Regions from separate parts of the Mus musculus genome. Here all the other regions are linked to region 2. The links are chromatin loops, found by intact Hi-C in ENCODE. Cell type or tissue: gastrocnemius. All regions are shown on one strand.

Region 1 (5,000 bases), 140 kb before region 2:
TTTTTTTTTGAGACAGGGTTTTTCTGTGAAGCCCTGGCTGTCCTGGAACTCACTCTATAGACCAGGCTGGCCTCGAACTCAGAAATCTGCCTCCCTCTGCCTCCCAAGTGCTGGGATTAAAGGCATGCGCCACCAAGCCCGGTTCACACTTCCTTTCTGACCTCAGCCCTGGACACAGACATAGCAAGATTTAAGGCCTGGAGGCTGGAGAGATGGCTCAGCGGTTAAGAGCCCTGGCTGCTCTTGTGGTTCTATTCCCAGTACCCATCGACAAGGTGGCTCACAACCATCTCTAACTATAGTTCCAAGGGATCTGATGCCCTCTTCTGTTCTTTCTGGGTACTGCATGCACAGGGAGCACAGGCATACATATAGATACTCATATACATAGATAATGAAATAAAAACCGATCGATCTTTTGTTGGAGATTCAGGACATGGATGCCTTCCTTCCTCTTACTAAAAGGTCTTGTTCACATTTTTCTCATTTCCGCAGACTCAGACTTCTCGAGGTCCAAATGGAAACCTCAACCTTTCTTTCACCTTCGCGATGCTTCCCCATCTTCAAACTCCACCATGATAGTTGTTTCTTACTCCCGGGGTCCCATTCAAACCCCCACAAATCTGTCTCTCAGATCTGCCCAGAGCTGGACCCTTTCTTGCCACCTCCTTACCAACCTGGCTCCTTCTAAAGGTTTGCCTGTCTTCTGTCCCTACCGGTCCGCAGCCTTCTCTCTGTCAGGAGCATCCTGCTCCTTGAGATCAAACGCCGGCTCCTTCCTCCACGCCCGAGACTGGCTCTTCTTCCTCCATCCTCTTGGACTTAAGATGCTTCTTGGACTCCTTTGCTGCCACAGCATGTGACATAAATGTTAGTCACTTTATTTCTTTTAAAAGCTATGTCTCGAGCTGGAGAGATGGCTCAGCAGTTAAGAGCACTGACTGCTCTTCCAGAGGTCCTGAGTTCAATTTCCAGCACCCACGTGGTGGCTCACAACCATCTGTAACAGGATATGATTCCCTTTTCTGGCACACAGGTGCGCATGCAGACAGAGCACTCATACATTAGTAAATAAATAAATCTAAAAAAAAAAAACCCTATGTCTCTTCCTATTAGAATATAAACTTCATGAAAATATAGATTTCAGTCATATCTTACTCACAGTTGTGGCTTTGGGATCATAAAAATTACCTATAAAGTAGTCACTTAATAAATACTTAACATGGGCTGGCAAGATGACTCAGTGGGTAAGAGCATTGACTGCTCTTCTGAAGGTCCTGAGTTCAAATCCCAGCAACCACATGGTGGCTCACAACCACCCGTAATGAGACCTGACGCCCTCTTCTGGTGCATCTGAAGACAGCTACAGTGTACTTCTATAATGATAATAATAAATAAATCTTCGGGCTGGAGCAAGCAGGAACTGAGTGAAACGGGGTTGACCGAAGCAAGCAGAGGTCCTAAAATTCAATTCCCAACAACCACATGAAGGCTCACAACTATGTGTACAGCTACAGTGTACTCACATACATAAAATAACTAAATAAATCTTTTAAAAATAGATACTTAACATAGTAAAACGGCTATTTCCAGCATGTGCATGCACGTCCCCTCATCAGTTCCCTTCTTGATCTCTTCTGAGATACCCGCTTCAACTCTACCCATTCCCAGCCCCAGAAAGGACCCCTCCTCTTCTTTTATCACCCTACCCTCTGTCCAGTGTGCCTCAGACCTTCCCATGCACAGAGGAATGCCACAGGACCTTCTGGTGCTAAGAGTAATGGCCTTGGGAATTTTCTTCACTTCTAAGTCCTGTGGTTTCAAATTTTAAAACATACTTTGTAGCAATTCATAATATGTTATCAAAAATGTAGCCCAATAGTGCAGTGTTTTAAACAGTGTTAAAAAGCCAGAAACTGGATTTCAGGGCTTGAAGGATGGAATCATTTAGTACAGTGCCAAGCCCTCAGGGGACGTCCAATAAATCTAAATTGATGATGATTGAGAGGAGGCTCCCAGCTCCTCGGTCTGGCAGAGCCCTCCTGAGATAATCTCATCCATCCCTCTGTCTTCAGACAGACCCAGTAACTTCAACCCACACAAGCAGGCCACCCTCAGTGCCGCTTTTAAAGCCACACATGGAGTGAGGGTTCATGGCCTCTCTCTGTTTCTTGATCCCTGTGGGACACTGAGTGGCAGGGGCAAGAGTTTCTGTCTGCGCCTTTATGATCGTGACATTGAAGACTCTGATAAGCTACCTCTAGATAGGGGTGGGGGTGGGGCAACTGAGAGGAACACACAGCCACCGGCCTCAAAGGACAGCTTTTGGAACAATGAGGAGATCCACAAGATGGGAGAAGGAAAGGCAAGCGCCGGCAGCCCGAAGGAGGCTGAAGCCAGAAGTGGCAGAGAAACCAAATGGTGGACCAGACAGTGAAAGGCTGGGTTTCATAGAGACAGCTAAGATGGGGGTGGGGGGTTAAACAGTACCACCCCGGGCCCCAGTACTGACATGTGTGTTGCTGTCTCTTGCTCTTTGCTCCACCAGAAGAGGGCGCACTGAGAACTGGGAAGGAGTCAGCAACCAGGAATGAATGAGCTACTCAGCTACCCATGGAAGAAAGGCAGGCGGGCGGCCCAGGTAGCTTACCATTTCCACAGAACTTAGGAAGGAAATGCAGCGACTCATTATAATCATTCGTAACCCGGCTCTAGGGGATCCAGTGCCCTCTGTTGACCTTCTTTGGCACCACGGATGTATGTGGTACACACACACATGCAGGCAAAACACTCACACATAAAATAAAATGAATAGTCTCTCTGACCCTTTCCTCTCTCTCAGACCCTTCTCTCCCTCTCTCCCCTTCCCTTCCCCACCCCTCTCTCCATGTGTTCCTGGACCCCCGCCTCAACTCCCCTTCCCATGCCCCCAAATAAATTCTATTCTATACTAGAAAAAAATTAAAATGAATAAATCTTTTTTAATAAATGAAAGAAGGGAGGGGGGAGGGAGGGAGGCAGAGAGGGAGGGAGGGAGGAAGGAAGGGAGGGAGGGAGGGAGGGAGGGAGGGAGGGAGGGAGGGAGGGAGGAAGAAAACGCAGCTGGGTGTGGTATTATGGTGGCGAACACCTTTTATCCCAACACTTGGGAAGCAGAGGCAGGTGGGTCTTTATGAATTCAGGGCTGCTCTGATACCCACAGTGAGTATCTCAGCCAGGACTGTAAAATAAGACCTTTTTTTTTTTGGTTTTTCGAGACAGGGTTTCTCTGTATAGCTCTGGCTGTCCTGGAACTCACTTTGTAGACCAGGCTGGCCTCGAACTCAGAAATCCGTCTGCCTCTGCTCCCCCCCAACCCCCCCCCCCCCAGTGCTGGGATTAAAGGCGTGTGCCACCACACCCGGGCTGGCCCTGAGCTTGCAGCTCCTGTTTCTGCCTCCTGAGGGATAGCATGCATGGGTTGGGTTTTCCAGGCCTAGCTGTCAAACCTTTCTGATAAACTCCCCCCCCCCCCAAAGACAGGGTTTCTCTGTGTAGCCCTGACTGTCCTGAAACTCACTCTGTAGAACAGGCTGGCTTCGAACTCAGAAATCCATTTGCCTCTGCCTCCCAAGTGCTGGGATTAAAGGAAGCATAGCCAACTTCCATTAACATCTTTTTTTTTTTTTAAGATTTATTTATTTTATGTATATGAGTACACTGTAGCTGTCAGTCACACCAGAAGAGGGCATTGGATCCCTTTACAGATGGTTGTGAGCCATCACGTGGTTGCTGGGAACTGAACTCAAGACCTCTGGAAGAGCAGTCAGTGCTCTTAACCACCGAGCCATCTCTCCAGCAGCTGCCCCCCCCCCCCAAACATCTTATAATGGGAAATAATGATTCTTATGGAGGAAATCTTCTACCAAATGAAAGAAGGCTTTCAAGTGCGAGTAACCTAACTGCTAGGGCGGTGGCCAAGAAGGCAGAAAGGTCCTGACCTTGAGTGTGAGGATGTTGCCTGGTGCCAGAGTGTGCTAGGCTCCTTGTGAGTTCAGAGCCTGTGGAGAATCCTGTCTCTGGCTGGTTAGTTGGAAACAGGCAGAGTTCACGGGACAGCTCCTCATGGAGTTATCTTCCTGGGAACCGGAAATCACCAAGCTTGAACTACAGTTACACGGAGAGCTGATGCAAGAGAGCTGCCCCGCCCACCCACTGAATCCAGACTCTGCACTCAGGCTGCAAGGAGTACGAGAATGTGGACAGTGACTGCCCCCGCAGGAAGGGCGGAGGCTCCAGAGACAGAGGAGTCCCATGGAGGGAAAAGGCTGAGCAAAGAATAACAGGCAACTAGGGAATGCAGAGAGTGGGAGAAATAGTCTTCTCCAGAGAAGAGCACGCTAGTTGGCTATCCAGTAACAAGTAATGAGCCCTGAAAGCACATACGTGTAATGTGATACAGACCGAGCAGGGGTGTTTAGTGATATGTATGACTGTACATGTGTGCGTGCATAATAACTAATGAAAAAAGAGGTCAAGAATTTGCAAGAGAGCAAGGGGAGAGGGAAGGGAGAGATGGTGTAATTATATAATAACCTCAGAAATAAATGGAAGACAGGGTTCAGCTGGGCTAGAGAGGAACTCAGCAGCCATACAGAACCTATGGGAGGTATTTCCCCATGGAGGGAATACGGTGTCAAGGTGGCCGTGGCAGTGCATGCCTGAAATCCTGGCACCTGGGAGGTCAAGGCTGCATGGAGTTTGAGGCCAGCCTTGGGCAGCCCCAGACTTGCCTGCTAAAGAGGGGAACCTGCACTGGAGTCACCAAGGACGATGAGATGAAGGCCCTTCTTCCGACAAGGGCTACCTACCCCTTCTACTCCCCAGCCACTCAGCCTTTTCCCAGCAGGTGGGGTCAATTCTCCAAAGACACCTGTATTTTCCATCCAGGAGCCATGACTGAACCCCTCCCCTCTGCAAGCCAGGGCCGCCTCCCGTTTCTGACTCATCCGGCTCCTTTT
Region 2 (5,000 bases):
GGTGTGGAGCTGGCCTGAGCCCATCAGACGCGATGTGCATGCTACAGATGACAGAAGTAGAGAGGCGGACCTATCCCAAGTCCTTTGGAGACCAGACAATTTGTAAGTCCCAGGCATCAGACACTGAACTATTCAAAATGGAGTCTAGGTTTGCTCTGATCTGATTGTGACTGTGCCCTCATTATTCTTAGAATATGAAGTATGATAACTTTTATTTTATTTAATAGGAACCCACAGTTAAGAGACTAAATTTTTAAAGACTGTGCCTCTTCTTCTCCCCACCCCCACCCCCTTAATTTTTTTGAGACAGGGTTTCTCCGTGTAGCCCTGGCTGTCCTGTAATTTTTCTCTGTAGACCAGGCTGTCCCTGAACTCAGAAATACACCTGCCTCTGCCGTTTGAGGGATTAAAGGAGTGCGCCACCGCTCCCCTCTGACTGTGGGACCTTAAAGTTGGACTTTATATTGTGATTTAACATGAAGTCTTAGAGATAAACAAGGAAAGTGATATGTGTGTCAAGCTGACAAGGGGTCAATTATACTGGTTAGTTTTTTTGTCACTTGGGAAGAGGGAACCTCAACTGAGAAATTGCCTTCATCAGATTCACCTGTGGGAATGTCTGCGGGGCATTTTCTTGATTGATGGTTGCTATCAGAGAGCCGGGGCAGTATGGGCTATGCCCACCAGGCAGATGGCCCTGGATTATATAAAACATGAAGACACACGTCGGGAAAGTAAGCAAGGTTCCTGCATGGCTCCTGCTTTTTTGACCTGCTTGAGTCCTTGCACTAATTCTCTCTATGATGGACTACAACTGTGAGCTGAAATAAACCCTCTCCTCCCCCAGTTGCTTTTGGCTATGGTATTTATCACAACAATAGAAAGAAAATAAAGGACAGTGGCCCTAGTGCTTTGACTGCCTTCCTAGTTTTGCTTTTATTGATGCGAGGAGGAAGCAGGGCTCTTGGAGTCCCCTCTCCTCTTTCCTAAACATCCACCATTTCTCCACACCCGCTCTCATGAAGAACAGTTAATATCCCTCAGCTCTTCTGTCCTAACATGCCAGATCCACTGGCCTGTGCCCGGTGGACAGATGCCTGCAGATGGAGGAGGAATGGGTTGATGCGGTAACAGACTGTACCACTCTGCAGCTGTCCTTGTGGATAACCGGTTCCCACCGGTGAGCGAGTAAAACTGTTTGAGGTTGGGTGGGGACAAACTGTCTTGAACAGGAACAAGGGGTGAAGGCATGGTGGTAAGTGTGTAGGTTTCTTAGTCTGGCAAACCTGGGCTCACCAGTGAGCCATCTACCCCTGACCCAGCCACTCACCTCTCTCATAATCTCATAATCTGCAGTTTGTGGCTCTCAAACACATCAGGGTCTAACATCACGGGCCTTGCAGGCTTGGAAAAAGGTGTTTGGAGACAAGATTAAGTTAAAGATGTTGGGATGTCAGAGAGTGAAGTCTGGATTGCCCAGGTGGGTTTCACATGTCACAAAGAATGGCCTTGGAAGACAAAGATACTCTGAGGGCTGACTGGCTCTCGCTCTCTCTCCTCTCTCTCTCTCTCTCTCTCTCTCTCTCTCGCTCGCTCGCTCGCTCGCGCACACACACACACACACACACACACACACACCACACTGTAAAAAATGTCGAGGAAAAGTTTCTTGTTTTATTGAGTTAGGAACTGAGATATTTAGAGATGAGCAGGGGCCCAGACTAAGGTCTAGGGAAAATGGATTTGCCTTTTCACCATACTATTCTGTCTGCTTTTGTATATATAAGAATTTCGCCTTGGAAAGCAATGCCTTCCCCATTCTAGGGGAGAATTTGCTTGAGACTTGCTGCCGCCGGCTGCGCGGGCTCTGGCGCCACGTAGCGTCAATGTCAGGAATGACACCCTGGGGCGCTCTAGACTCACTTGGCTCTGCTTGGCTCTTTCGCTGGCCAAGTTGAAGCGAGGCAGCGAGCCTCAGGCCCACTTGTGCTGCCCGGCACCATAGAAGTCTGTCTGGCACCCTGGTCTGGTCCAGGCAGGTTCTCCCAGGCACATCTAATCCTCAGGCCCCATTGCCGTCCGGACCAGCAAAACTCCATCTCACTGTCTGAAGATTTCACTTTTTTTTCCCCCACTGAGACAAGGGTTCTTTGTGTATCCTTAGCTGTCCTAGACCTAGCTCTGTAGACCAGGCTGGACTCAGACTCTTCAAACTCTACTTACCTCTGCCTCCCAAGCGCACCACCACCACCGCTGGGCAGAAGACTTGCTTTTGAGTAGATCTGGAGTGTAGATTGAAAAGAAAGACTCATTACATGTGACAGTGGCATTTTTTGACTGGTTGGAACCTACCTGCATGTGAACATAGTATGACCTGCTAGGTGGATTTCCTTCCATGGTCTGGGCAGCAGGTGCTATGGATACGTTAAGATCCGTCCTGTATGGTGAAGCTTGTAAACTGGGATGCATGCTGCATGCAGCTCAGCCTGTAATGACCCCAAGATGCGTGTACTCACCACACCCTGAGTCGGAAGACCTTGCTGAGGTCTCCGGAAGGTGGTGCCTACCTCTGGGCTGGTCCAGATCTGTCTGTAACAGTCAGGTTCCTTATCTGAGACTTGTACAGATATACAATGCCCCACCCATTTGTGCAGCCTGAAACCAGTACCACCACAGGGGTCAAGGGGTCTCAGGCACCAGGTACAGCCTGCAGGCAAAGTCCATACTCATACCAGCCTTACTCAAGAGCTGCCAGGCAGGGAACCCAACTTAGGGGTTCTCTGAGACCCTTCCTGCTGTCCCTGATACAGTCTAAGTCTTGGCATGAGAAGGAACCTCAGGGCCACTAACGGAGCAGAGCCAGTGTAGGGGTAGGATTAACCCATAGTTCCCTTCCACAGGACAGGTGCAGACCCCTGAGACGCTCCCTTCTGAAGGTCACCTACCTACACACCCTCAGTCCTGGGGCCTTTACAGGTAGTATCCAGTTGTGGAAAGATGTATGTGTGTGTGTGTGCGTGGCAGGGTTCTGTTTGCAGAGTGGGACTTAACAACTGTGGTTAACTGTGTTTTAAGCTTGGACAGAAGGGGCAAATGATAAGGATGGTCACCTTAACTTTCCAGGTCAGTCCTTAGGCCCAGTCCCTCCCAGCGACAACAGGAAGGCCTCAGAGAGGCTGGGTTTCCACTAGCCATAAAGATTGCAGGTAAGGCCGGGCGTGGTGGCGCATGCCTTTAATCCCAGCACTCGGGAGGCAGAGGCAGGCGAATTTCTGAGTTCAAGGCCAGCCTGGTCTACAAAGTCAGTTCCAGGACAGCCAGGGCTATACAGAGAAACCCTGTCTCAAAAAACCAAAAAAAAAAAAAAAAAAAAACCAAAAAAAAAAAGATTGCAGGTAAGTGAAGCGTGTAGTGTGTGCTCTTTGGGACTGGATCAGTTTCTGCAGGCTACTGTGCCTGTCCCACACCCCGCCCCTCTGTGTACAGGTACTTTTTTGATTTGGTTTGTTTTGGGTTGTTTGTGTTCTTTTGGGTTTTGTTTGTTTGTTTTTGAGTGAGGGTTTCCCTGTGTGGCCCCGGCTGTCCCGGAATTCACTCTGTTGAGCAGGCTGGCCTTGAACTCAGAGATCCACCTGTCTCAGCCTCCCGAGTGCCGGAATCAAAGGCATGTACCACCTCACTTGGATTTTTTTTTTAATTTTTAAAGTGTTTGTGTGTGTGTTCACATATGTACGTACATGCAGGTGAGCATGAGTGTACAGTGTCTAGATGTTGATGCTGAGTGTCTTCCTCATAAAATTTTGAGACATTTTTAAATGTTTTGTTTTGTTTTGAGACAAGGTTTTTCTGTGGAGCCCTGGCTGTCCTGAAATGCTCTCTAGACTAGGCTGGCCTTGAACTCAGAGACTTGCCTACCTCTGTCTCCCCAGGTACTGGGATTAAAGGCATGTGCCATTATACCAGGCTTGTTTTTATTTATTTTATTTTGTTACTTCTCTGTGTATATGGGCATGTGGGTGTAGTGCGGGTGTGTGGAGGCCAGAGCTGTGAGACTCTCCCTGGAGCTGGACTTGCAGGCAGCATAAGTCCTGGGAATAGAGCTCGGGTCCTGTGCTGGGGCAGAATGTACTCAGACCCATACGCCATCTCTCCAGCCGCTTCCCAGCTTACTTTTGGAATACATTCTCACCTAGAACTGGCTAACACCGGCATCCTCCTGTCTCAGCCTTTCTGGTGCTGGGATTACAGGTGCATGCTACCATGCACATGGGTGCTGGAGTCCTGTAACACATGGCCAGTGTGGATGTGGCATCTGCTGTGCTAGAGCTCAAAGTTGCCACACTGTGGGCTGGGGTGCTGTCATAGTTTGCTTTCTATTTCTGTGATAAAATCGTGACCAAAAGTAATTCACGGGAGGAAAGTGCTGCTTGGCTTACAGGTCCTGACCGCAGGCTCTCAGAAGGAAGTCAGGGCAGGAGATCACACAGGGCAGGAACCTGGAGGCAGGAACTGAAGCAGAGGCCATAGAGGGGTGCTGCTTCCTGTAGCTTGCTCAGCCTGCTTTCTTATAGCACCCAGGACCTGCCCCAAGGTGGCCCCACCCACAGTGTGCTGAGCCTTCTCTCAACAATCATCAATCAAGAAAATGTCCCACAGACTTGCCTACATGCCAACCTGACGAAGGCGTTTTCTCAGCTGAGGCTCCCTCTTCCCACATGACCACCGACAACAAACCGCCGAAATCCCTCTGGCCTTCTTTGGCCCCGTGACTCTGCTCTCACTGCCACTCTATCTCTGAGAAAGGATGATCGTTGTTGTTCTAGTCCAGTCCTTGCGGATTTCACGTCGTTCGCATCTGCAGCCTTTTAGGTTATTTAACTTGTAAATTTCCTGAAATGACTCCCAGAGTCCTGATTGCAGCATTTAAATTTTTTAGTATTCTGCGCACCATGTCTGAGAGGTGTGGGTGCCACCCTCACCAGGGCAGCCAGAGGCACGAA
Region 3 (5,000 bases), 120 kb before region 2:
AGTCCACTTGGCTCTATGGCCTTCTAGCTGCCCCCCGAAACCCCACCCCACATAGTCTGGCTGCCTCTAGCTGGCTGAAAAGTGCTCTGAATCCTGGAAACTTGGGTCCAGGGACCCTTGACATCACAACCCCCAACCCACTTACTTGGTGCTCTGCCGCCCCCCCAGCCCACCGCTGGCTGCTGCGGCCTCCAGCTTGTAGGATCCTGGTACAGCAGTGTGAGCAACGCTGCTCCAGCTCTATCCTTTTACAGACAAGGAAACTTGAGTCTAGGGAGGAAATTTTTGTTCCACACCTAGCTAATGGTAAAGCTGAGGGTAAAACTCAGATCTGGTGACAGCTCCACGCTCCTGCCATCACAAAGCTACATTTAAAGAAGCGGGTTAAAGGAACTGAAATAAATGATGGTTCAGAAGTCAAGAGCACTGGCTGCTCTTTCTAAGGACCTAGGTTCAGTTCCCAGCTCCGGCATGGCAGCTTACAACCATCTTTAACTCTTGTTCCAGGAGATTCTATTCTCTCTTCTGGCCTCCAAGGGCACCAGGCATGACAGTATGCACACACATCTATTCAGGTAAAACACACTTACATAGAAAATTTAATAAAGCAGATTAAAAAGAACAAGAGCCAGATGTGCACTGAGTGATGCTTCCAGACCTATAGGTGGCATGAGCAGTGGAGAAATGGTTGTTTTCTTAACCATGCAGAGGGCCCCATCCTCATCCAAGCCGGGGGTTACTTTGTCTTCCACATCTGTGAACCCTGTCCCAGGGGCTTTCCCATCTCCAGCCCCTGACCACCAGCTTCTCTTTACACACACCTCTGTCTTGCCCACCCACCCTTCAGGCCACCTGTTCTGACAAGTTCTCACTCTAGAGGCTATTAACCACTGCATGTGAGGAGAGGAGGCAGGTTGGCCTGGGACCTGTTACTGAGTACTGAAGGGAGCAGTGAGGCAGCTTGCACAAGGCCTAACCTACCCTGATTCTGTGTGAGGGAGTCACATCCAGGCAGATGGAGGCTTGCTGGAGACAGTACCAAATCACACAAACTGTAGACTTTTTTTTTTTTTTAAGACAAATTCTCACCACATAGCACAATGTGGCCACTCTCCACCCTCCTGTCTCTGCCTCTCTCCACCCTCCTGTCTCTGCCTCCCAAGGACTAACACCTGCACCATTGCTCTGGGCTTCAGCCTAGAGATTTCCAGTGCGCACACAGATCTGCACAGGTGCCCTCTGCATCACTACCAGCCGGGTGCTGATCTGGCCTCTTCTCTCAAGTGTGGATCAAGGCGTCCACTCCTGACTTGAAGACAGACCGCCTTGCATCATTCATTGCTGAGAGATGCCCTTGGGGTGGGGGTGGGGTCTGCTTTGTTCACAGGGCAGCAAGCCTGGAAGGAAAGACAGGCACTGAGGAACTCTTGTGGCTGTGGAAGCAGCTGGTTCAGGCCAGAACCATCCTCCAACCCTCCTGCCTCCTGCTACCACCCCCCCCCCCCAGCACAGTGGCTGCCTCCAGAAACCAGAGCTCACCTAGTAGAGCAGATCCTCAAAGTCCAGCTGCAGAAAGCGGAGCATGCGCGGTGGCAGGGGAAGGCGCGGTAGTGCATGGGGCAGACAGCCCTCCAGGTGACTGCGGAGCGCACAACGGCAGAGATGCTGCAGCGACCTGGGCTGCCTCACCAAGGCAAAGAGGGAAGAGTAGAATCCATGGTACTTCTGGACACCGGAGGAGAAGACTCAGTGAGGACAGTCTTGGGAAGCCGCCACCGCCACCCACTTCTCCTAACAGGGCCAGGAAGGTAACGACTGGGAGCATGTCTAAGAACCTCACACAAACTTTCAGAACTCACACGGAAGGTGTATTTTTCTAGATAGGAGTGAGCTGTTGAGTAATTTCTATAGAGGACTGTCATGGCTGCCCCACAAGGAACATTGTCTCTCAGGGACAAGCTGAGTGATGTGCTCAGGGTCCTGGACGCAGACCTGTAGAATCTCTGGTGGCACCAAGCCCTTGGCCTCCTCAGGAAGCTGAACTACACGGTATGTATTCATCAGGACCTCGATGGTCCGTGGGGACATGCACCAGCGATCCAGCACCTGCAAGAGGAAGAGATTTGTTAGGGAATCCTGACAGGCCATGTGGGGTGACTGGAGTGGCAGCGTTCTCCCCCAAAATGTGCTGCAGACCCAACAGCTGATATGTATGAGACCTCATTTGAAAACGAGGCTTTATTTACTCGATTCTGTTTGTATTTTTAAAGATTTTTTAAATTTAAATTTATTTATGTATATGAGAGTTTGCTTGTTATGTATGTCTGTGCACCACATATGTGCAGTGCCCATGGAGTCCAGAAGAGGGCGTTCGATTCCCTGGAACTGGAATTAGAGATGGTTATAAGATGGTTTTGAGTCCCAGCACCCACATTGCTATGTTCCTCTGGTACCCAGGGTCAACCTCCAGTGCCATATAAGTCAGATGGAATGCGCATAGTCCCAGTCATGAAGAGCAGAAAACAGGAAGATCAAAGTTCAAGGCCATCCTTAGATACATCTCAAGTCTGGGTCCTGTCAAAGCAAAGCATCCCCACAAGAATGTCAAAGTGATTCCCTAGGTACAAGCCAAGGCACCAGGGAATCACCAAAGCGGGAAAGAAGTGTGGGGCACAGCTTCCAGAAGGAAACACCTCGCCAACAGCACCTCTCTCTAGCTCTAGGCTTCTACACTGGTAGGGGAAGGCTTGGTGGCTGGAGGGGTGCCAGGAAATCAACAACTGCATTTCTAGTGTTCCTTTCCCTAGCAGGCACAGACCCTTAGTCCTCATCTCTATCAGATATGGACTGTGATGTCTTCAACTTGTGAGGGAAGCCGAGGCCCGCTGAGTGTAAGAACCTGCCAGTTGTAGCAGGCATACTTGGCACAGCAGCTCCCACTTACTCCACCATTGCACTGCACTCCAGGGCTCTGAAGAGGATTAAAAAGATCAGAGCTAGGGCTGAGGATACAGCTCACGTGGGCCTGTTTAGCATGCCAGGTCAGTCGGCACAGCTTGTCTGGGCTACCTGAGACCTTTATGAGACCCTTTGCATAAAAACAAAAGCCCTCTTTGATTGGTGGAACTAAACCTAAACCACAACCAAAGAAAACACATGGTGGGACTCATGGCTCTAGCTGTATATGTAGTAGAGGATGGCCTAGTCAGTCATCAATGGGAGGAGAGGCCCTTGGTCCTGTGAAGGCTCTAAGCCCCAGTGTAGGGGAATGCCAGGACCAGGAAGTGGGAGTGGGTGGGTTGGTGAGCAGGGGGAGGGGGTGGGGATAGAGGGTTTCCAGAGGGGAAACCAGGAAAGAGGATAACATTTGAAACGTAAATAAAGAAAATATCTTAAAAACAAAAACAAAAACAAAAGACAAACAAATAAACAAAAAAACCCAAAAGCCTTCCTGGAAGGCTGCCTCAGTGGTTAAGAGCACTTGCTGCCCTTGAAGAGGATCTGTCATCTATACAGCAGTTCACAACCATTGTAACTCCAGTCCCAAGGCATCCAATGCCTTCTTCTGGCCTCTGTAGATACCAGAAATGTATGTGCCGCATAGATATAACTGAAGGCAAAATGCCCATACATGTAAGAATGCTTTAAGGTCTTGAAGCCAGACCTTATATGCCCAGTGCCTCCATTTCTTGCCCTGTCTCTGAACAGTGCTTATTAGAGCTGTGACAGCCTAGTCTGCCAGGGACATTACATTACACCTCTGCTGGAAATGCCTGCTCTGCTCCTCCCCTTTCTCCAGGGAGTCCCTGTACTAAGTCCCTCCTCCAGGAAGCCCAGACAGTGCCAACTAGCCTTGCCATCTACCTTGCCTGATTGCTCCTTATATTGGCATGGTTCCTGACAACTTAGCAAGAGCTTTCTCGTGCTCAGCTTCATTCTAGAACACCAGCCAATACATCCTGAGCACTATGCGTAGACCACAGCTTGTTCTAAGTTACACGTATGAACTGTGTTCCCTACACTAACCCTAGGATGCCGGGAGCCCTGTTTTACAAATGATACAGGCACAGAAAGATTAAGCAACTTACACACACAGGTGCCCGGCATCAAAGACTACTGTTTTGTTTTGTTTTGTTTTGTTTTCCAAACAGGGTTTGGCTGTCCTGGAACTCACTCTGTAGACCAGGCTGGCCTCAAACTCAGAGATCCTCCTGCCTCTGCCTCCCCAGTGCTGGGATTAAAGGCTGTACCATCACTACAAGAAAGAGCCTACTCTTCATGGCCACCAGGCTTGCAGGCTATGCTCAGGCTGAACAACCCGGCGGTCTACGCTGTCTGGTAGGCACTGACCCTCTCTGTGGTCCTACAACTTTCCATCTTCTTCAGCAGAGGCTATATGCCATGCTAGGAACTTGGGAACCAAAGGATTTCAGAGTCTCCCTTACAACCAGCACAGGAACAAGTGTCAAAGTCTGACCCCCATCTGGCCTCTCCAGCATCAAGCCCAATGCACCCAGTTTCTGGAGAACTGCAGAGGCCGGCTTGCCACATGGGTGAGTCTTAGAGTTGTCCTTGCTAGGAGGTTGGGACTCTTGCCAAGGCTGGAGGGGCTGAGATTCTGAGGAAGGACGAACAGTGTCCTTTACCCTGACCCCTTTCCCCAAGACAGCTAAAGGCCAAAGCAGGCTTGCTCTGGGGCAGAGGTGGTGGGGTTCTGGGGTGTCTATCTGCCGTACCAGGTCCTCTTTCTGCCCTGCCTGGCGGGGAGATCATTAGCTGTCAGTACCGCAGTCAGATTACAGGGAATTGCTCGTCTCCTAATTATCTGGTGTTAATAGGAGATTAATTAGTGTTAATTGTTGATTTTCTTGTATTTTCCCAAAGGGGAGACCAATCTGCCGAACTCTCAGGCTGTTTAATTATTTGGTCTTGCTTAGGAATCCAGACAGATGCTGCTACGTTTGTGAGCAAAGGGGAGGTAGGGACAACAGGGATGGCTG
Region 4 (5,000 bases), 170 kb before region 2:
TTGAGCTCCCTCCATGTGTTGCCTGCCTGCTTCAGCTGTGCTGCCTTGCCCCGCCACACCCCTTGCTGCTTGGAGCACGGCCTTCCCTCCAGGCCCTTCCATTTTCTCCATCTTCACAGCAGCGACCTTATTTTTTCTTTTCATCGTTTCCATGGTGACCTCACTTGCGCCATTGTCCCTGAGACAGCCTCAAGGCATGGTCAGCTCTATGGGTGTATCTTGGGAATTCACCCCATCATTGCTGTTGGGGTCGCCCTTCCTTCATCCCTCCTAGAGGAGACACACCTGCTCCAGGGGTCCTGCTGTGTGCTGCCTGTTCTGTGACTGGTGACTCCTTGCTGGGCATGGTTGTGATGTCCCCAGTCTCCCCTCATGACTCCATGTGCTCATGTTGCCACTCTTGCCCCGGTTCCAGTTCCCATCCTTCATGGAGACCTCTCTGGGCTTCTGGGCTTTCTGGTAGTTGGCAGCCCCTTGGCTTACCAGCCTGGCTGGGGTAGGCCTCCTTACACTCATTCTGAGACCCAGTGACAGCAGTCCCTTCCTCCCTCCTCCTGGGGCCAAAGGGGCAGCAGGCTTTAGCCTTGGGCTTTAGCCCTGGAGGGGTATGGAGGTAGGTGCTGTCTGTGGAGCTGCTGAGCACCAATGTAATCCTTAGCCATTTGGCCCAGTTCTTCCTGCGCCCCCTACTGGGCTTTCTCCCTCGTTGTAGTTGCAGTCCTTTGTCCCGACCTGTGCTCCAGACTGCCTGGGAATACAGGAGGGATGGGGCCTGGGCAGCAGAGTGGTGAACATTCCCTGCTCACATGGACTGCTGGGCCACAAATGCCCAGCAGTTGGCGGCTGCCTCCTCCTCCTCCTCCTCCTCCTCCTCCTCCTCCTCCTCCTCCTTTTCCACCTCCTCCTCTTCCTCCTCCCCTCCTTTCCTCCTCCTCCTCCTCCTCCTCCTCCTCCTCCTCCTCCTCCTCCTCCTCCTCACATCCTCCTCTTCATCCCGCTACCGCCTCTCCCCAGGCGCCTGGGTCTCTGCCCTCACCAGTGCTGACCGACTTTTGCGGGGCTTAAGTATAACTTGCCAAAATCTTTATTCTTTCGATATTTGCAGATATGTGCCACTGTTTCCAACTTTTCATCAACAAAAAGGCCTTTCCAACTCCTTCCAAATTAGAAGACCAGGTGGTGATACACAGCACCTCTGGACATTCCCCCTGTGCGGGCCGGAGGCGGGCCGGGCCCTGGGACTGCTCTCAGATGAGAAGCGGCCGCCGAGCTCCCCGCTCCAGAGACCCACAGGAACCTTTGTAACTAACCCTACCCCCAGGGAAGGCTAGGAACGCCGGAGCCCGCGCTGGGGGCTGCCGGGGGACCAGGCCCGGCTGGATGCTGCGCCAGGCTCGCTGAATGGAGAAGAAGGGAGCTCGGCCCACGCCGGCCGGCCAAAGCGAAGAGGCCCAGAGGGGCGGGGGCACTCAAGCCCGCTGGCCCAGCTGCTCCTGGGGGGAGCTTTCCTGCCCCTCCCCTCCTCTGCTCCTTCCTGCATGGACTTCTGCCGTTCCTGCTCCTGCTCCGGAAGCCGCCGCCACCGCGCTTGCCTTGCCCCCTCTTTTTGGCCCCTCCCCCCTGTTTCCTAGGATCCGCATTTGGGTGGACTCTGCCCCAGGAGCTTGGCAGGGTGCAGGCCCTCTTCTGGCCTCTCTCCTCTCTCTCTCCATCCACTGTGCCCCTCGGGCCACACCGACATGCTCGGTGCCGTGTGGTGTCTGTGCCGCAAAGAGCACCTGCCCGCTCACTTCCGGACTTTGCTCTCCCTGGTTGTCGTGCCCTGTGCTCCTGGCCAGCCCTCAGCCCCACCGGGCCACCTCTCCTCACCCCTCCCTTCACTTAACAAACTCCAGGCCCTGGGCTGCACACTCATTGCGCCCTCCGTATTTTGTGTCCTTGCTCTTTGTGAGGGGCGGGCCTGGCTCAGTGACCTGTGCTGCTCTGTATGGTGCCGTGTGTAAGAATAAACCCATTGGAATACTCGTGTCTTGGTTCCTTCCCGACCCGCCGTCCAGGCCAAACCCAGAGTTAGGACTGCCCAGGAGAGGGAGGAAAACGGGAGGGTGGAGAACGACAGGCGGGCAGGACTCGCCAGAGAGGCCCCAGACCTCTAACGTGTTTGTTCTTTTCTCTTTCAGTCTCGAAAAGGTGCTGACCTGGACAGGGAGAAGAAAGCTGCGGAGTGCAGAGTGGACAGCATCGGGAGTGGCCGGGCCATCCCCATCAAGCAGGTTAGCCCAGGACAGGAGCCTTCTTCCCGGGGCCAGGATCCTAGGCCTACTGTTTACCAAGGGACTGGTGATCCTCCTGGTCTGAAGCGTGAGGCCCAAGAACCTGGTCCCCAGACAGCTGCCTTCCCTCTTCCTTACCACTGGAGAGCAGCAGAGAGCCACCTGCGGCCTTCAGTTGGCTTCCGGACCTGATGGTTCGCTGGTGCAACCTGGAGAGGGAGCCTCCTGGACTCTGAGCTAAGGAAAAGACTTGGGGGTGGGGGTGGGGGCGGTAACGTAGGGGCTGGGTATGGTGGAACGTGTCTGCAGGTCCAGGACTTTGGAGGCAGAGCAGGAGTATGTATAATTTGAGCTACCTTGGGTTGTTTAAGGAATCCGGGGTCAGGCTCCACAGCATAGCAAGACTGTCTCAGAAACACAAACCAAGCCAAAGAGAGCCTGAGTAAAAGGCAGCATGGAGGAATGCTCATGTCTGGGGTTTACTGATGCAGACCACCACTGCAAGCATCTCTGTTCTTTCTCTTTTCTCTTATTCACTGATTCCCAATTACTGTTGCACACACACACATGCACACGTATACACACACACATACCACACATGCACACGTGCACACACATATACACACATGAACACACGTACACATACACACACATACGGCACGCACGTGCACACACACGTACACACACATACACACACACTAGCGCACACATGCTTTCTTGGTAAGTACATCTCACCCTAATGAAAGCAGCTTTCATTTGCAGCAGATAGAGTGAAGCACACCTGGTCAAAACAGAAGAAACAATTGTGGCAGGAAGGTAGAGAGGTGGCCCAGTTAAGAGCACTGGCTACTCTTCCAGAAGATCTCATAAGCTAATGAGGGCTTAGAGTGTAGGCCAGGGAGCCACGTGCACGCCCACTTCTTTCTCCTGTCTCCTTGTCTTCTTCATCCCTCTGTTGATTGAATTTATGTCTGCCAGGGACCATTCCAACTGGGACAGTCTCTGGGAGGGAAGTCACCTGAACAGGCTGAGAGCACAGAATGGCTGCAGTGAAAGTCCTCTGCTTCCTGCCCCTCTGTGTGTCAGTGTGATTCCAGGAGGCCAGGGCCTTCAATTGCTGGTGCACTGTGGACTCAGCCTGAGTGGAGGTGGGGGTGAGGATGGCAGTGCCTTCAGAGTGTTGGTACTGTGGTTATACCCACCCAGACACGTTTGTTGAGTGATTGAGAGTACTTGCTTGCCTCCTGCTCCCACTGGCTTTCCTGTCTGGGGGTTGCAATAGCAGGGTGGGGGTGGGGACTGGATCAGTTGTTCTCTGAGTCCTCCACCTGCAAGAATGAAGGGGAAAGAGTGCCCTGTCAACTGGTGCCTGGAAGTCTGGTGGTTGCTTGGGTGTCAGATGCCCTGAGTGTCTCAGGAAGGCTCTTCCTAGGTTAAGGCTCTGGGCTGGAGATTGCATTTGTCCACCTGGGGGCGGGGTGGGGGTGGGTGCTGCTCAGTAGGGAGGCTCTGCCCATGAAGGTTGAGGAGCAGAAGACTTTTACTGACCTCAGCCGCCCATTAGGTATCTCTGTGCCACATTCGTGGCTCCTCCCCTTTCCCGCCCCCTTGTCCTGTGCTCCCCTTTTCTGTACCTTCCCCTCCCCCTAGCTCCTGCTGGGAGTGGAGATTGCTTTTCAGTTGCCATTTGCATTCCCAATCAATCCGGACTCCGCAATTAAGTCGGCTGGCGGAGCTGGGAGGGAGGCGGCGGCGGGAACGGGTCCTCTGGGGGCTGTCGCCTCCGCACCGCTCCCATTCCGCCCCAGATTGCTTCCTGCTCCACGGTGCGCAGCCGGCCGGCCAGGGAGGGAGCGGGAACCCCGCAGCTTCTCTCCTTCTTGGAACCCGGGTTGGAGGGTGGGTGCAGCAAGACTGGGCAGAGGGTTGGCGGCCAGGGTCGCTCTGCCGCCCTCTAGCCTGCTGGCGAGCTCTTTGGCGCCCCGCCTACACCCCTTGCTAACGAACCTCATTAAGACAAGGAAAGCTAGGTGTTTTGTCGGGCAGAAAGGGCTTCGCTCCTGAGCTGCCTCTGCAGCAGACTGACTTCTGACCCTCTAACTAGTTGGAGGAGTACCTGGGTAGATCCGGTGGTCTTCAGGCAGCTCTGGTCCAGACAGACTGAAGTTTTTTCGATGTACCTAGCCAGCTGGTGGCATGAAGGGGAGCCGGGCCAGGGCTTAGAGGCAATGCCTACCATTGGTGACAAGAGGGTTCAGGTGTGAGGGTTCTGGAGCTGGCGGAGTGAGAGGAAGACCTCTTGATGACCAACATCAAGAAAGTTGTGAAGCCCGCTGGGTTTCCAAGGAGATTCTGCAGCCTACCGTTTCACTTGGCTTCTTCCCTCCTCTTCTTAATGGTGGTCTGTCCTCAGAGGTCACTTGCCCTTGGATGCCATTGCTAAGAATCAGGGAGAAGGAGTGGCTTGGCTCCCTTCTGCTTCTACAGCTTGCCTGTGCCAGGAACACTATGGCCACAGACAGGGCACCAGGCAATCTTCTCAGGGCCCTTCACAGACTATTTAACTGGGGCACTGGTGGCTTTTTTGTAAAAGAACAATCCCAGGCTGTCTTCATTCAGAACCTCTGTTTGAAGGCAACGTCTCATCATCAGGAAGCAGGAGATGTCCTGGATGCTCCACGTGTTACTGCATCTACTGAAATGACATCTGTTTCTCGGGGGTGGGAA
Region 5 (5,000 bases), 54 kb before region 2:
ACTCGGGTACCAGCTCCCGAATCTGGAGGAGGAACAAGGTGGAAGCAGGCCTCAGACCATCTTGCAGAACGTTTGTCTGTTGTGTGATCTCAGGACACAAAGGACATGTAGGGAGCTGTCCAATTGATTTCAGGCTGTGGAATCCTGAGAGTGTAGATAGGACTTGTCCCCGGGACTCTTATTATATAGCCTCATTGTGTGCGGATAGAATTGCTTCTCCCTCCAGGACAATTCATGCATCTCATCACCAGGAAGCAGCAGCGACTGGCAGCCCAGCAGGTGCAAGTGCCTAGTCTCATCCTATCGCCCCCTACTCATACAGACACCCTGGGTCCCTGAAAAGTGCTAAGTGATTCTGGGTACCCCAGATAGTTGGGAGGTGGTGTAGATTGCCTCAGGAGCTCCACACCTGCTGTCCCTTTTACATGTCCAGGCTCTCCTGCTACTTTCTGTTCCCTCCACTCAGCAGTTTCTGGTCCCTTCTTTGTCCTTTATGCCTTTGGACCACTGGCATCCCGCCCCCTGAACCTCAGGCCTTGTGATCTGCCCCTCCTCCCTCCGTGGCTCTCCAGCTCCCTCCCTCAGTCCAGCCCCACCCTCTCGAAAAGGGAGCCTCACTTCCTAATGAGCTTTTAAAACAAAAAGTGAAAGTGGCTGTGATGCTGAGCCCAAAGCTTTGCTCCTAAGGAAGGAGGGGAAGATGGAGGAGCAAAGGGGTGGGGGCTGGCTGGGGGCTGCTGTGAAAGGAACTCACCCTTTGAGGGAGGATTTTGTCAGCCATCTTCCTCCTCTTGGCACTGTACATTTTTTAAAGAAAAAACCAGGTTACCATGGCGACAGATCTGGGAGTAACGAGGCCACCTGCTAAATTATCCCGACATCTCCGCCCGCTGGCTGGGGTTCCCACAGCCTGCTTGTCTGCCTGTCTGAGGGCTACAGCAGGGCCATGGAGCTGGTACTTCCCTTGGAAAGCAGATCCTTTCTCTGGCCCGGTACCCCCTGCCCCCACCTTATACCGCGCCACATCCTCAGAGCCAGAGAAATTCAGACTTAGGAGGAACTAGTGAAAGAGGAGATGCTGCCAAAACATGGGGACTGCAGAAGTGTTTGCAAAAAGCCTGGAAGCGGGGAAGACAGAGGAGAGAGAAGATAGCTTCTGAGGAGCCTTTCCTGCCAAGAGAGCCCGAGCTCCAAGGAGGGGAGAGGTGACTCTTCCACCTGGTTCCTGGAGCTCCTGAGCCACCATGGTGTGAAGTGGTGGGACTTGGCACTCCAATGGCTCTGGGCTTGGAAGGGACTGTTTAAGGGCAGGAAACGCTTGTGGTCTTGGACCATCTGCCAACCAAGGGCCACACCACAGTCACAAGAACCCTGGTAGTGTGCAGGAGTGTTCTATGTGAGTTTGACTTAGCACTGGAACCAATGTGGCTGAACCTAGGGTAGATAGCACCTGGTATTGGATGTTTCTGTTTCAAAAGCAATGTTCTCTCTTGGCTGACCAAGAGAGAACACATAGCCTAGAAGATAGCTCTACACTGCCCCCATGTGGCTTTCTCACTCACTGCCCCCTCTCTATCCAGAAATCCACTCTATGCCTAGTCAAGCAACTCATTAAAGAAAAAAAAAAAAAAAAAAAAAACCATTCTTAGGCTGGATAAGCCTCTCATGAAAGGATTGATTTATTTCAAATAAATTGTCCACACAAAACTCTTAACTTATACATAAAAAAATAAAAAAATCAAAGAATTACTTGCTATACAAGATAATGATTCACTTTGTAAAAGGATTTACTGTGGGATGCCTATGATTTTCCTTGATGCGTAAAAAACTATTTAATAATGAAGTAGAACTGATATTACACCTTGTATAAGAACCCATCTGTTGTGCAAAAGGAAGCATGTGTGTTTGGCTAAATACCGATGCCCATAGGGGCATAACTCTTGCCAAGAGCCAGCAGGGACCATGGGAGTGCCACTAACTTCTCAGACGAGGAAATAAGCTGGTCCGGTGGCTTGGGGGCAGAATTGCTCCCTCAGAGGGGTTATAACGCCCTCTTCATGCCCACTGCCAAGGATAAGGGCTGCAGAAATCTAGAGGGGCTCTGACGCAGCCCGGGACTCGGGACTGGCCCGGAGGTACCAGAGGACTACATTTTAGAAAACACACAGCTAAAACTCAACCCTTGGTCTATTGCCAGCCTTGCCTCTCCCCAAAGACTGAAGCATCTCCCAGAACTTGGGGTACAGGATGGGAGAAAGGATTTATCAGGTGACAAGCAGAGGAATGAAGGGTGCGTGCAGAGAAGGGACACTGGCAGCCGACTATTGCAGCCTGTCTTCACTGTGGGCACACAAAAGAACCAGACCAGTGCCCCCTAAGCCCTCTCCAGAGAACATCCAAGCTAGAATGACTTGGTCGCTGCTACCACCCTTCCTTAGCTTTCCATCCCCACCACTCACCCACCTGGTCCCTGAGGCTTCTGCCTTCCGCCCCTGCACGCCCTTTCACGCGGGGGGGCGGAGTTTTGGGGGGCACTCACCTGCGGCTCCGCGCTGGGGCGGTGGGCACGGGCTGGCCCTGGCCCTGTGCCTGGCTCTGCCCGGGCGGGGGCGCTGCTCGCTTGCGGGCGGGCTCCATGCCCGCGGGGGCCAGGCCGGGTCGTACCGCGGGGCTGCCCATGTACGGGGAGCCCGGGGGGCCCATGGGCGCCCCCTGGTGGGGCATTCGGGCTCCAGACGGCATCCCGGGGCGCTGGGGGGTGGGGCGGGAGGTGAAGCAGAAACAGGCGCCGGCAGGTCAGATTCGGTCCCGACCCCCAGGCCAGCGTGCCTGCGTTCCCGCCCCTCTCCAAGACCCTGGGTTGGTAACCCTGCGCTGAGCGATGAGTGGGAGTGATTGGTGGGAGGGGCGGGGGCGCGGGAATCTGCGCGGCTCTGGAGGAGGGGGCTCAGCGTCTCCTTGCATGAAGCTAACTGAAGCCAGGAAATTGCCCAGAGCATAGCCGAGTCTCAGAGCCGTGCAAGGTACCCCCAAAATGAATATTAATGGCGCCTTTCAACCTTTCAAAGGATGTTCATATCCTTACGGTTCTCTGCAAGCCAGTCAGAGCAGGTCTTTTCATCCCCACTTGACAGATGGGGCAACTGGGGCTCAAAGAAAACAGCGACCTCACCAAGGTCACCCTGCTCTTCCTGGCAAAGGCAGCACCTGGCGGGCCCTGCTCCCCGCTGCTTCGCTGCGGTGAGGGAGGGGCTGATCTCCTGCCCTCATTCTCCATTTCCACACCCCACTTCTGGGTCTGATGTGTTTTGTACTTGAGCCCCTATCTCCATTTCGGAGCCCCCTGCTTTTGGCACCTCAATCTCAAACATAACTGGTACAGCTAACTCCAGGTCTCCACACCCACTGACTTAACCTGCCTCTTTAATTTTATTTCTCCCAAGATGATACAAGAGACTGGGCAAGGGGACCTGCGGGTCTGGTGTCATCAAACTCTGCCAGGTTTTCTTGAGTGGCAAGTGGGGAACGGGACTAGAAGTGGACTGCCAGTGCAGGGATGTGAAGGAAGCAGCATCTGTAGCAGTATCCATTTCCCCCTCCCATCTGCCCACATCAGAGACAACCTATTCCTCACAATATCCCAGAAAGGGTAGAAATTGGAGGGAAATGAGGCAGGTTGATTTTCTCTGGCCACCAGCTCTGGGCAGTCAATCAAAAGAGATGAGATGTGAATGCAAGTGGAGTGTTTCAGATTTCACTTGTCCAAGCCCAGGAAGGGGGCTGAGGCTTGGGGACCTAGACCAGGAAGGGTATTAGGGAGAGGGGAATGAAACCCCTATTATTTAAACACTACCATCTCAGGCTAGGGATGTAGCTTGGTTAAGGGCTTGTGCAATACATGTGGTGCTCTGGGTTCGATCCCCAGCATCAAATAAACTGCACATGATAGCACATACTTTTTTTTTTTTTTTTTTTTTTGAGACAGGGTTTCTCTGTGTAGCCCTGGCTGTCCTGGAACTCACTCTGTAGACCAGGCTGGCCTTGAACTCAGAAATCCACCTGCCTCTGCCTCCCGAGTGCTGGGATTAAAGGCGTGCGCCACCACCGCCTGGCATGATAGCACATACTTATAATCCTAATCTTGAGGTGAAGGCAGAAAATCAAGACCACCCTCTGATATATAGTGAATTTGAGGCCAGCCTGGGCTACAGAAGGCCATGCACACACACACCCTTCTCATCTTGCCCCCTGGATTAAGAAGCCCTAACCCTAACCCTGGGCTTCCTTTCTCCTCTTACATTGCTTACCTCTGAGGTCTCCACCCAGAGCCAAGCAGCTGTCTCTGCCCATCTCTTCTATAGTCAAACAGGCCTGTCCCTGAACTTGCCTCCCCCATTCCACCTGACTCTGTCACTCACAGCACCAATGTCACCAGCGTGGAAGCTCAAGCCTAGCCATTCTCCATCACTATAGAGGGGACTCTAATCATCCAAGAACCGAACTACCAAGTTGACCACATTCAATTCCATATGCAGAGCCTCTTCACTGGATGGTAGTCTTTAAAGCAACTACTCTTAAGCAGCTAGGTCAGGATTGGTAACTCCACTAACCCATAGGGCTGCCTTGGAATTTATACCCCAGAGATCCCTATGGCTAGAGAACAGGCTGCCACAGAGAAGCCCTCTTCCCTATCAGCCACTCTCCTATTCATCAAGGCCACTGATACTGTTGGGTCTAATGAGGCCCTGAGAAGAAGGCTTCTAGGGGCCCCCAGGAGCCTGCCATCAGTAACAGCCTCATAAGGGTCAGATTCTGGGGGCCCTTGCCTCTCACTGAAATGGTGCTTCCTGGAGTCACAACCAAATTTGGCCATAGTAAATATGACTGACTCTTCCCTCCATATGCCCAGGCTTAGAGCTCCTCACAGCAGGCTCTCCACCTCAATAGGTTCCTGGGTACCCTCAGACTCCTCACATGTCTTCGTGAGTGTGTGAGTGTGT

What was found. Peaks named below come from ENCODE experiments on the same cell type or tissue, not always from the same donor. Only the 100,000 strongest peaks of a DNase experiment are listed, where the experiment ranks them.
Region 1: a loop joins it to region 2, with 9 times the contacts of the local background. A loop is called at or near these places in 15 of 42 quality-filtered maps.
Region 3: a loop joins it to region 2, with 2.6 times the contacts of the local background. A loop is called at or near these places in 12 of 42 quality-filtered maps.
Region 4: it touches region 2 in a loop (4-fold over the local background); 6 of 42 quality-filtered maps call a loop at or near these places.
Region 5: it touches region 2 in a loop (4-fold over the local background); 19 of 42 quality-filtered maps call a loop at or near these places.

The regions. Positions count from the first base shown.
Region 1 is chr5:24,508,277-24,513,276 of GRCm38, forward strand. All of the region lies in intron 1 of Gbx1 (gastrulation brain homeobox 1), which reads right to left. Among named protein-coding and RNA genes, the nearest start is that of Gbx1, 16 kb to the right of the region's middle. In gastrocnemius, CTCF peaks have their summits at 341 (motif pointing left) and 2,538 (motif pointing right); a DNase peak (open chromatin) is centred at 2,547.
Region 2 is chr5:24,650,367-24,655,366 of GRCm38, forward strand. No RefSeq gene overlaps it. Among named protein-coding and RNA genes, the nearest start is that of Nub1, 33 kb to the right of the region's middle. In gastrocnemius, no CTCF peak of the experiment used is centred here; a DNase peak (open chromatin) is centred at 1,896.
Region 3 is chr5:24,532,115-24,537,114 of GRCm38, forward strand. It overlaps Asb10 (ankyrin repeat and SOCS box-containing 10), which reads right to left. Exons shown (of 6, transcript NM_080444.5): 4 at 1,993-2,106; 5 at 1,540-1,725; 6 at 583-1,397. The coding sequence ends at 1,540. Among named protein-coding and RNA genes, the nearest start is that of Asb10, 5.8 kb to the right of the region's middle. In gastrocnemius, a CTCF peak has its summit at 2,360 (motif pointing right); no DNase peak of the experiment used is centred here; H3K4me3 peaks cover 953 bases; H3K27ac peaks cover 1,580 bases.
Region 4 is chr5:24,481,161-24,486,160 of GRCm38, forward strand. Agap3 (ArfGAP with GTPase domain, ankyrin repeat and PH domain 3) reads left to right here. Exons shown (of 18, transcript NM_139153.2): 9 at 2,181-2,273. Among named protein-coding and RNA genes, the nearest start is that of Agap3, 31 kb to the left of the region's middle. In gastrocnemius, CTCF peaks have their summits at 680 (motif pointing left) and 2,416; DNase peaks (open chromatin) are centred at 680, 1,595, 2,415, 4,110 and 1 more place.
Region 5 is chr5:24,596,053-24,601,052 of GRCm38, forward strand. Smarcd3 (SWI/SNF related, matrix associated, actin dependent regulator of chromatin, subfamily d, member 3) reads right to left here. Exons shown (of 13, transcript NM_025891.3): 2 at 2,540-2,751; 3 at 755-797; 4 at 1-22. Among named protein-coding and RNA genes, the nearest start is that of Smarcd3, 3.4 kb to the right of the region's middle. In gastrocnemius, CTCF peaks have their summits at 1,548 (motif pointing left) and 2,712 (motif pointing left); DNase peaks (open chromatin) are centred at 565, 956, 1,280, 1,510 and 3 more places; H3K4me3 peaks cover 4,264 bases; H3K27ac peaks cover 4,766 bases.